2 separate regions of the Homo sapiens genome follow, and region 2 is linked to region 1. Evidence: chromatin loops called from intact Hi-C (ENCODE). Cell type or tissue: heart left ventricle. All regions are shown on one strand. Each heading gives the region's core, and the rest is flanking DNA. Links, peaks and the distances in the headings are about the cores only. Region 1 has its middle 22 kb from the start of ARK2N. Region 2 overlaps LOXHD1 (lipoxygenase homology PLAT domains 1).

What was found. A loop is a pair of places that touch in the nucleus more often than their neighbours do. Peaks named below come from ENCODE experiments on the same cell type or tissue, not always from the same donor. Only the 100,000 strongest peaks of a DNase experiment are listed, where the experiment ranks them.
Region 2: it touches region 1 in a loop (3-fold over the local background); 8 of 110 quality-filtered maps call a loop at or near these places.

The regions. Positions count from the first base shown.
Region 1 is chr18:46,149,801-46,155,176 of GRCh38, reverse strand. No RefSeq gene overlaps it. Among named protein-coding and RNA genes, the nearest start is that of ARK2N, 22 kb to the left of the region's middle. In heart left ventricle, for the core only: no CTCF peak of the experiment used is centred there; DNase peaks (open chromatin) are centred at 2,180 and 2,516.
Region 2 is chr18:46,502,524-46,507,899 of GRCh38, reverse strand. LOXHD1 (lipoxygenase homology PLAT domains 1) reads left to right here. Exons shown (of 41, transcript NM_001384474.1): 36 at 188-362; 37 at 1,877-2,062. Among named protein-coding and RNA genes, the nearest start is that of LOXHD1, 150 kb to the left of the region's middle. RefSeq lists a silencer at 5,187-5,376. In heart left ventricle, for the core only: no CTCF peak of the experiment used is centred there; no DNase peak of the experiment used is centred there.

The DNA of each region.
Region 1 (5,376 bases), core at 282-5,281:
TAACGTGGACTGTGATTTTTTTTTTTTCTCTTGCTAGGGTTGGGGCCTGTGTAATAAATAACCCTTTCTCTTTCTCTCCTCAAGTTTGGAAGCAACTAAAAAATAAGATGCAGGAAACAGGCGAACACTTAAATGTCAACTTTATGGCAGATCAAAGCTGGATTGGGGGACACGGTGCAAATGAGCAGCCTCCATGAACTTCCTATCCCATTCCTGTCACAGCAAATGTAGACAGACTATTCAACCAGTCACAGGAGCGCTGCCCTGTCTGAGCAGCCCAGAATCTACTCTCAGGCAAGTCCTAAAGAGAATACCTGGTGAGGCTTCCCACCTCAACTTCTCCCTTGAAATCTTCACACCAGAAGGTGATCTGGTTTCATGCTCTACCTCCCACCATGGTCTTGAAATATAAAGGAGGGCAGCTGACATGAGATCCATGGGGATTAATATTTCCTGGTGACATTTCAGGTAAAATATTGGGTGGAGAAAATATTACCGGATGGGAACCATTCTTCTTGCCGGGAGAGTCAGGCCAGAGAGACTCCAGGAATGTGGCTCCAATAGAGACCCCTCCACAGGGAAGCAAGAAGTAGGGGATGGAGTTTCCATTTCACAACCCATATCCACCCTGTGGGCACTCGCATTGTTATTGCTTTCTGAAATAAAGAACTACCTCACATCTGCGTAGAAATCAAACTTTTCAGAGTACTTTCACATCCATAAAACAAGAACATAGATACAAAGTAGAAGAGTTTTCTAAAATCATCTAAGCCTATTTCTCCTTTTACAGATGATAAAATTCAGGCTAAGAGCATTAAGAGACCAGGCAAGGTGGATCACCTGAGGTCAGGAACTCGAGACCAGCCTGGCCAACATGGTGATGGATGCCGGTAGTCCCAGCTACTTGGGAGGCTGAGGCAGGAGAATTGCTTGAAACTGGGAGGCAGAGGTTGCAGTAAGCCGAGATCGTGCCACTGCACTCCAGCCTGGGCAACAAGAGCGAAACTCAGTCTCAAAAAGACAGAGACCAGCCAAGGGCTACACAATTAGTGGTCACCTGTCTCTCAGCATGACCAAAAGTCACAAGTTCCTTTGGCTTTAGATCCCCAACACAAAACCTTCCTCCATCTTTGAATTCTCTTCTCTGCAGCAGCTATCCTGAAAATCAACACAACTGTTGGAAAAGAGGGAATGGAAGGAAAAGAGCTCCTGGGAGTGGCTAACTGCTCTGGGTGGACTCACGACGCTTAGCCTATAAAATCTATTTGTCTATATTTGCATTGCCGGTATTCAGCAGAGGGGCTGATAGAGTGCTACGTAAGGTCTCCATTCTGACGAACCGAATGAATGCTTGCATGAATAGATGAATGGCTGAAGAGCCAGAAAACCGGAGATAGGAAACATTTTTTCGGAAATGGGTGAAGAAGGATTCTTTAAACAGCAGAGCAGTAAACTTGGCATTGCTCAGAGGCCTGTGTTGGGCTTGTGCTCCGGCTGGCGCCTCTCCCCATTCTCCAAGCATCTTTAAAGGTCATCTTGGGTTTTTTCCTCTCCTCTCCTTCATCCCTGTATCAAATTTGTTTCCAAGTTCTCTCATATCTCCTTCTTTTCCATCTCTGTTGCTACATCCTGGCCTAGGTGCTTATCACTTTGTGCTGGCCTGGACTCATATGTTGGGGCAGGGCTGAGCACAGAGGCCTGGGAGGCAGTTAGGAGGCTATCTCCCTGCATCAGGCTGCAGCTGACACCTGCTTTTGTCTCCCCTCTCCCTCCACTGCCTGTGGCCTCCTCCTTATCGGCTACCCTCATGTGCACCTTCAGCCTCCTCCCAGCCAGCTCTCAGCTCTCACCAGGCCAGGCACTTCCCACACTTTCAGGCTCGCTCCACCCCCTCACCCGTGCCCTCCCCTCCCCCAGCCCCTTCCTCAGGTTTCAATTAACTAGCTGCCCATAGATTGCAGCAAATTTATTCTCCCTGAAATAGAAGTGACCCATAACAAGGCTTAATGAGATCATCCCCCAAGGAATTTAATAAGGGACAATCCCTTTAGCCAGTCAGATGAGCGTGTCAGCTGTGTGTGAGGGAGTATTGGGGGAGGGAAGGCAGACAGTGGGTGCCCCACCTCTGGGGTGTGTTGGTGGTCCGGGCCCCTGGGGCAGGCGGCAGCGGGTGTGGGAAGCAGAGAGACCTGGCAGACCGGCTGGGTGGGACAGCACAGAAGCACAAGCTCACCTACTTCAGAAGTGTGCCAAGAGCTAGCAGGAAACCTGATGCCCTCCCTGACTCAGCTTCCCAGGAGCTCCCCAGGGCAGTCCTAGAGGTCACAAGCCCAAGAGTTTTAGGTATCATGGGAGGAAGATTGCAGAGTGGACCCTTTGCCCCCCAGTAAATTAACAGAGGTGGGGATGGATGCCCAGCATGGTTGCACGTCCCTTACAGAGCAGGGGAAAGAGGACATTTGTTTTTCCTGCTCTTGAAAGCTGATCGCCTCTGCAGCCAGGCGTGGTGCCAGTTGTGGTCAGCGTCTAGCCTGCTGGCAGATGGGTCATCAAGGACTCAGGGTGAGTCCTCAGCTGTCTGCATTTTGCAGCAGCCACCTCAACGACACACCTCCTTGGCACCCACAGCCCCCCACATGAGAGCACTAGCCTGCTCACCCATTAGAGAACGATTCTTCCTTCTCACAACGGTGCAGCACTCAGCATCTGCCCATACAGAGTCTCCAAAAGCTAGAGCCTGAGAGGCTCCTAGGTGTGACCCGGTTCAACCATTTCCCTAATTTACAGATGCACAACTGGGACCCAGGGAGGTTAAGAGACTTCCCTAATGTACTGGCTTTCTGTGTTGCCCACAAATCATCTAAAAATGATTGTCATATAGCAGATTAAAATAGCACATACTTAGCGTCATTTCTATGGGTCAGGAACCTGAGCTCAGCTTAGCTGCCTCCTCTGCTCCATGGTTTCCCCAGGCTGAAATCAAGGTGTCAGCTGGGGCTGGAGTCTCATCAGAGGCTCAAGCAGGGAAAGACCTGCTTCCAGGCTCCCTCAGGCTGTTGGCAGAATCCATCTTCTTGCAGCTGTAGGACCGAAGTACCCATTTTCTTGCTGGTGGTCAGCCGAATGTTCTCGCAACTAAATGCTGCCCCCTCTTCCTTGCCAAGTGGCTCTTTCCATAGGTCTTCTCATAGCAGGTCAGTTTCTTCAAAGCCAATAACTGAGAGAGAGTCTCTAACCTCAGGGAGGGGCCAGTCCTTAAAAGCCTTTTAAGGCTTTTAACTGATTGAGTCAGGCTCACCCAGATGATCTCCCTTTTGATGAAATGAAATCAACAGATTTGAGACCCTAATTACATCTTCAAAATTTCTTTACCTTTGCCATATTCTGTTTGTGAGAATCAAGTCACACAAAATTTGAATGTGTCCCACCCACATTCCAAGGGAGGGGATTATATCCCAGCTACTTGGGAGACTGAGGCAGGAGGATTGCTTGAACCTGGGAGGTGGAGGTTGCAGTGAGCTGAGATTGCACCACTGCACTCCAGCCTGGGCGACAGAGCAAGACTCTGTCTTGAAAAATAAATAAATAGGCCAGGTGTGGTGGCTCACGCTTGTAATTCCAGCACTTTGGGAGGCCGAGGTGGGTGGATCACGAGGTCAGGAGTTCGAGACCAGCCTGGTCAACACAGTGAAACCCTGTCTCTACTAAAAATACAAAAATTAGCTGGGCGTGGTGGTGCACACCTGTAATCCCAGCTACTCGGGAGGCTGAGGCAGGAGAATTGCTTGAACTCGGGAGGTGGAGGTGGCAGTGAGCTGAAATCACACCACTGCACTCCAGCCTGGGCGACATGGCTAGGCTCCACCTCAAAAATAAATAAATAAATAAATAACATGAAAAGTAGCAGATGGGAAATTTTAGGGCCATTCTAGGGTCTGTCTACCACATCTAATGTCACACAGCTAGGTAACAGCAGAAACAACATCTAGAACCTAGGTTTCTTATAGAAACAGGTCCCTGGGGCCAGTTACATTTCAGAATTCAGAATGTTCCAGATTTCAGATAGGTAATCAGGTGCTTATACCATAAACATAATACCCCCAAGCAGCGCCTGGAGGAACACCCAGGAGTCACACGCCTTAGAGTTCTGCAGTAGACCAAAATGGGGGTTCAGGTGAGGTTCTGCTGCCAAATGAATTCAGGTCAGATCAGGTTTTGTCAAATGAATTATGAAAAACCTTTGGGTTTTAGAGCTTTGGGGGCTTTGGAAATTCCAGTAAGGGATTGTGAGCCCATAATTGACACTCATTGAGTTCTGACCATATGCCAGATTTGGGCTAAGGATGTGCATTCTCACAGCCCTGTGGGAGAAGCAGGTTTTTGAGATTTTTTATTTTATTTTATTTTTGAGATGGAGTCTTGCTCTGTAACCCAGGCTGGAGTGCAATGGCACAATCTTGGCTCACTGCAACCTCTGCCTCAAGGGTTCAAGCGATTCTCTTGCCTCAGCCTCCTGAGTAGCTGGGACTACAGGCTTGCACCACGCTCAGCTAATTTTTGTATTTTTAGTAGAGACGGGGTTTCACCATATTAGTCAGGCTGGTCTTGAACTCTTGACCTCGTGATCTGCCTGCCTTGGCCTCCCAAAGTGCTGGGATTACAGGTGTGAGCCACCGAGCCCGGCCATTTTTGCGATTTTTAAACCATTTTCCTTCCTATATATCCTTCCCTTCACTTATTCTCATTCAAGTCAGAATAAGGCTCTGCATTCATTGATGTGGAGGTGGGAGGAGGCTGGGTAGAGCCTGAAAATCTCTCTTGCTTAATTTTGACAAAGCTGCTCAAGCCTCAGACTGGGGAGGAAATGTAGGCCTTTGATAAAACACTTCTGATAAGCAAAATAAATACATAAATAAGTAAAAAACACAAAACAAACACAAACACCAAAGACTGGAAATAGATCCCACACACCAGGCTAGGTAGAGGAAGGAGAAGGGCTGGGGGCTTCTGGCAGCATTCCCAAGCCGGCAACACTCCCTGAAGGCTGCATGCTGTGTCTAAACAACTGGCATCCTGGGTGCCTCTCAGTGTGCTTCCCTGGGAATGGAGGGAAGGGGCATCCTGGCTAGACACTGCTTGGCTCAGGATTGTCTTTCATTTGCTTTCTCATTATGTTGTGTAAGTGAGTCTTCTCTTTGCACCAGAGCAAGTCTATTTCTCTCTAGCCCAAGTACAGAACTTGTTGTTGAATAGATATTGCTCAATAAATGCTCATTTAGGGCCGGGTGCTGTGAGAGGTCAAGGAGGGTGGATCGCTTGAGCCCAGGAATTTGAGACCAGCCTGGGGAACATGACGAAACCCCATTTCTGCAAAAA
Region 2 (5,376 bases), core at 142-5,141, 350 kb before region 1:
GGCACACAGGACAGGGCCTTTGTCCTGGAAAGGGCCCTTTCCACACCCCGTGGGTCTCAGTCGCAAGCGCTTGTCTCAGGTCTGGGATCTCCAGGGTTGGGATTCGGGGAGGGGCTGCATGAGCCAGGGGGTGCTGGTGGAGGTGAGGGAGGACAGGGCATTCCCACGGTGGCTCCCTCTCCCCCAGATCCTACTGAAGAACATGAACACTGGAGACCTGACCATGTTCTACTATGGAGACTGGCTGTCCCAGCGGAAGGGCAAGAAGACCCTGGTGTGTGAAATGTGTGCCGTTATCGATGAGGAAGAAATGATGGAGTGGACCTCCTACACCGTCGCAGTTAAGACCAGCGACATCCTGGGTGGGTCGGGGGTCCCTCACACCTCCCGCTCCCTTACCACTCCAACCGTCAAATTCGGGCTCAGGCCCTTGTTTCTGGTCAGGGCATTTTTCTTCATAAGGCCTTCCAAAATCTAGTCAATCCAAGTTTTCTCCACAGTGTGTCGCTTTCTGTCTGGACAAAGCATCTCCTCCCAGGGAGTGACTGGTTCCCTCCCTCCTCCCTTGGGGAAATAGGGGAGAACATTACTGGGGAGTATGGTCAGCACTTTTGGAAATGGTACAGGCACTTGATGCAGAGCCTTCCCATCTTCCTTCTGCTGCCTGGCACCCCTCGCCCAAGTGTCATGCACCTCAGGCATGCTCGGACCCATGTGCTTGGTGGCCATCTACCATGTGCCGGCTTTGGCTGTGGGTCTTAGGATACAGATGTGCTGCCCAAACCTTGCAGGTCTGACCTTCATTGGAGCAACCACAGTGCAGTGCGGTGACGCTCCGATGGATGCAATGCCAAAGTCAAGTCCAGAAAGACAAATCCAGAAGCCAGGCAGACAGGGCACCCAGAGGAAGGATCTTCTAATCAAAAGTATTAGCATGTTAAAGGCCAGGAGCTGAGAGGGAACACACTGTCATCCAGGCATGGGGGCAGTACCTCCTACCTACACTCCCCTATCCCAAGCCTGCTCTCCAGGAGCCATTACAAGGAATCTGGCAAGCTCATCACATTAATTATAAATGGTGAATGAAGGATTAACTTGTTGGCCATGGTAGCTTACATTTTCAACAGAGAAGCCTCTTGCCAGATAAATGAAGCTCTCATAGTAGGATCTCAGGCATAAATGATAGGTCAATAAAGCTAGTAAATTTTGTTGGGGGTACCTCCTTTCTTCCTATTCTCACAATGGAACTTTTACCCCTATTGCTTAAAGTTCCAAGTGTCATATGTTTTCAGACCCCTCCATCCCTTTATGATGCACTCAGAAAATAATAAATTCATTGATAACCACAGATGTGTGTCAGAAAAGCTTCACTGGGTCACCCCTTCCAGAAGCATTTGCTTTTGACTTGGGCCAATACCTGTATTTGGCTTAAGCAAATGATATGAAGCTCTAGTGTAGAATGTCAATCAGAGACAGATTTAGGGAACACAGAACTTCCCTGCTTCCTTCTGAACCCACACTGTGCAGGAGGTAGCCTATGTTTCTAAACTGTAAAGCCAGCCTATATGACACGCCTTTTAAGTTTGGGTATATTTCCCCAGAAATAGATGAGTTTTGTACTAAACCATTCACACTTGCTGACCATGACTCCAGTTAGACCAAAAGCTTTTGTAAGGCACAAAGATAAGATGAAGAAGAGAATTGGAGACCTGGGACAGTAATTGACCCTTTCCAACCTCACCCCTGGCCTTCTTGAGTCTGTACTCTGTCCACCTGTACCCCTGACTCCTCTGAGGAGTCCGGGATCAAGGCCAGAGCAAGAGGACTGTGTGTCAAAGAGGCTGGCACCCTAAGCCTCACCTTGTGCACCCCCCAGGAGCAGGCACTGATGCCAACGTGTTCATCATCATCTTCGGGGAGAACGGGGATAGTGGGACACTGGCCCTGAAGCAGTCGGCAAACTGGAACAAGTTTGAGCGGAACAACACGGACACATTCAACTTCCCTGACATGCTGAGCTTGGGCCACCTCTGCAAGCTGAGGGTCTGGCACGACAACAAAGGTAGCTCCCACTCAAGGCCAGGTTGGTGGGAGGGCAGCCCTCAGCTCCCTTCCTGAGCCATTATTCCCTCCCTGGCAGCACATTGACTCTGATTACCCCAGGGTGGCAGAAAACTGAACACAGTTGATGACCACCACATTGATGCTTCCATCAGTATGAAAGAGCCAGTGTTTCTGGGCAAATATTTTTAGAGAGGAAGCTTAGTTCCTCCTGCTTTCTCCCTGGGTGATTAGTGGTTCTCCATTGTTTGTGATTTCAGAGCATTAATTTGACTTAGTTCAGGCTTTAAAAATTAAGAAAAAAAGCTAAATCACCAGTTCATTTCCCATGGATTTTCTATAAAGGATTATGTTTGTGCCGGGTGCAGTGGCTCATGCCTGTAATCCCAGAACTTTGGGAGGCCAAGGTGAGAGGATTGCTTGAGCCCCAGGAGTTCAAGACCAGCCTAAACAACATTGTGAGATCCCATCTCTACAAATAATAAAAAAGAATAGCTGGGCATGGTGGCATGCACCCGTGGTCCCATCTACTTGGAGGCTGAGATGGGAGGATTGCCTGAGCCCAGGAGGTCATGGCTGCAGTGAGCTATGATTGTGCCACTGCATTCCAGCCTGGATGACAGAGTGAGAACCTGTCTCAAAAAAAAAAAAAGAAGGGATTATGCTTGTTTATTCATAATAGTAATCCTAAAGTTGTTGAATTCACTTATAAATATAAACTATGAAATAGGATATAAACCAAGTGAGAAATATATTTTTAACTTTGCAGTGCCTAAGGAATGCTTTGTCATTTCTATAACTGTGATGACGTTCATGTTCTCAACATTTCTTTGGTTATCATTTTGCTGTCTTTAAGCCACTTTATTTTCTCTGGCTTTGGGCCTATAAGTTCTATTTGTTATAATTAGGATAGAGTTGTTAAATATTAAATTCCACCTCCTTGATGCATACCGCTTTCTTCATTCACCCTTTTGTCTTCTGTAGAAACATGTCTCTGCAAAGCTATCTGCTCAAAGCCTTCTCTAGCCTTTGCTGGGTCTCCCAAATGGCTGCCCAGAGCTGTCCTGAATGTTGTGTTGTTCCTCACTTCTTCCAAACCCCTGCGGAGGACTAGCCTATCTGTCACGGTCACTGACGAAACCCAACTCGGTAGTTTGCAACCTCTCTTCCATAGGAGCTAAGCTATTTTGCTTTAACGTGGATTAAACAGTTAAAATTTTTTCCATAACACAGAATAAACTCAGACTAGGCATTGATAAAATAGCCTTTAAGGCAATAAAATAACAAATATTTACACAGCACTCCACAGTTTTCAAATTTCAGTGTATCCCACCAGTCATTTGTATACGGAACATCTAAAGTATTCATGACATGCCTGGGACTCTGTTAGGTATTAAAGATACAAACATTTGATTCTCAAAAATACTTTGTGAGGCCAGGGGCTGTGGCTCACAGCTGTAATCCCAGCACTTTGGGAGGCTGAGGTAGGCAGATCACTTGAGCCCAGGAATTTGAGACTAGCCTGGGCAACATGGCGAAACTCCATCTCTACCAAAAATGCAAACATTAGCCAAGTGTGGTGGCTTATGCCTGTAGTCCCAGCTACTGAGGAGGCTGAGATGAGAGGATCACTTGAGGTCAAGGCTGCAGTGAGCTGTGATTGCATCACTGCACTCCAGCCTGGGTAACAGTGAGACTCTGTCTCAAAAAAAAACAAAACAAAACAGTCAAAAACAAACAAATAGAAACCTTTGTGAATTACTGCAGCAAAAGCACTTTATTGCTCCTCTTTTTACAACCAAGTAATATTGAGTCTAGTGAGGTTTGAATGTCTTACTCAGAACCACACAGCAAGGAAGGGACACCCAAACCAGCCATCACCCAAACCCAGGTCTTCTGATGCCTGTTCTAACACACCGTTCTGTGTGCCGGCCCATCTTGCCAGCCACCATTCTGCACCCTCACCAGCCACTGTGTCAGGTGGTCAAGAAGATGAGGTGATGAGAGGCAGCCTCTTTATCTCTGTTTGCTACACCCCCCAATATCAGGGTGTATCCGGGTTAGTCTTGTCCAGAAAAGCATGCAGTGGAAGGGAACTCTTCTTCCTCACTTGATCATTCAAGTGGCATTATGAGTCTGTGGAAAGAAACATACTCGCAAATCATGCTCAAATATCCTTAATGCACCTCTCCTCTTTCCTAAGATGAAAACAAAACAAAAACTCCTGAGTTTTCTTTCCCTCCATCTCATCATCCATTCTGATTGTCTTAGGATTAGCAGCAGTTTCCCAAGTCTGGTTGAATAACAGTAGCCATAATCATTAGGACCATCTTCTGCCCCAGACACTTCACAAAATCAGGATGAGATCTTCCCATGACACTCAACAGTGATCACGTAGTCAAGACAAGTGTGAAAGCATTGAGCCACATTCTGTGTATCTCCACAGGCCTAATTAGAGGGATTTGACAGATCAGATTAGTAAGGGTGGCAGGCATGGGTGTGGGGAAGGTAAGGACAAGGTCTGTCTACCCTAACCCTAACAGGAGAGCTTGTCTACAGTCTCTCCTGTTAAAGTGCCTAAACCGTTGTTTAGGAAATATGTTCCCAAGAACTATGTCCCTGCCTTAATCAGAAAGAAGTACATTATGTCTGTGGGCTTCCAACTCTCTGTCTGGCTACCAGCACACACTGGCAAGATGTCACTGCCTTTGAGGATAGGAATCATGCCTTATTCATCTTTATCTTCAAAACTGCTTATAACAGTACCTGGAGCATAGTGAGGGCTTAATAAATGTTAGTTTAATTGAGACTCCCCCCAGAGAGCTGAGAAATACCAGGTCTTTTAATCCTGTTCTGCCATAGCCTCTATCTCAGAAATAGCAGAGACCCAAAGGAATTAGAACCCTGGGAAGGAAGAAGTGGTATCCCCAGCAGCCTGAGCCCTTCCTCTAAGACTCACTATGAGACCAGAAGCACGGGGTTCCCTAACCTCTTCCCAGTCAGCCCAGAAAACTGGAGAGGGGAGAATTTCATGTAGACTATGATGACCCAACTTTTCCATGCCAGAGCCATTTACAATATGAGTGTTTTATTCATGAGGGGTGAGAGTGGAGAATATAGCCAGAAAGACTGAGGATGCTGTGTTAAGGACCATACTCTGTAGAAATCACTCAGCAGTCTTGGGGCAGGGGCAGGGGCAAGAGGAGCTGTCCGTGGTTCTGACTCCTTCTCTGGCTTCTCTCAACTCTGGACTCCACAGGCTGATCCAGGTTCTTTCCTTGGTGCCTATTTTCAACCTGGCCTGCTACAAACATC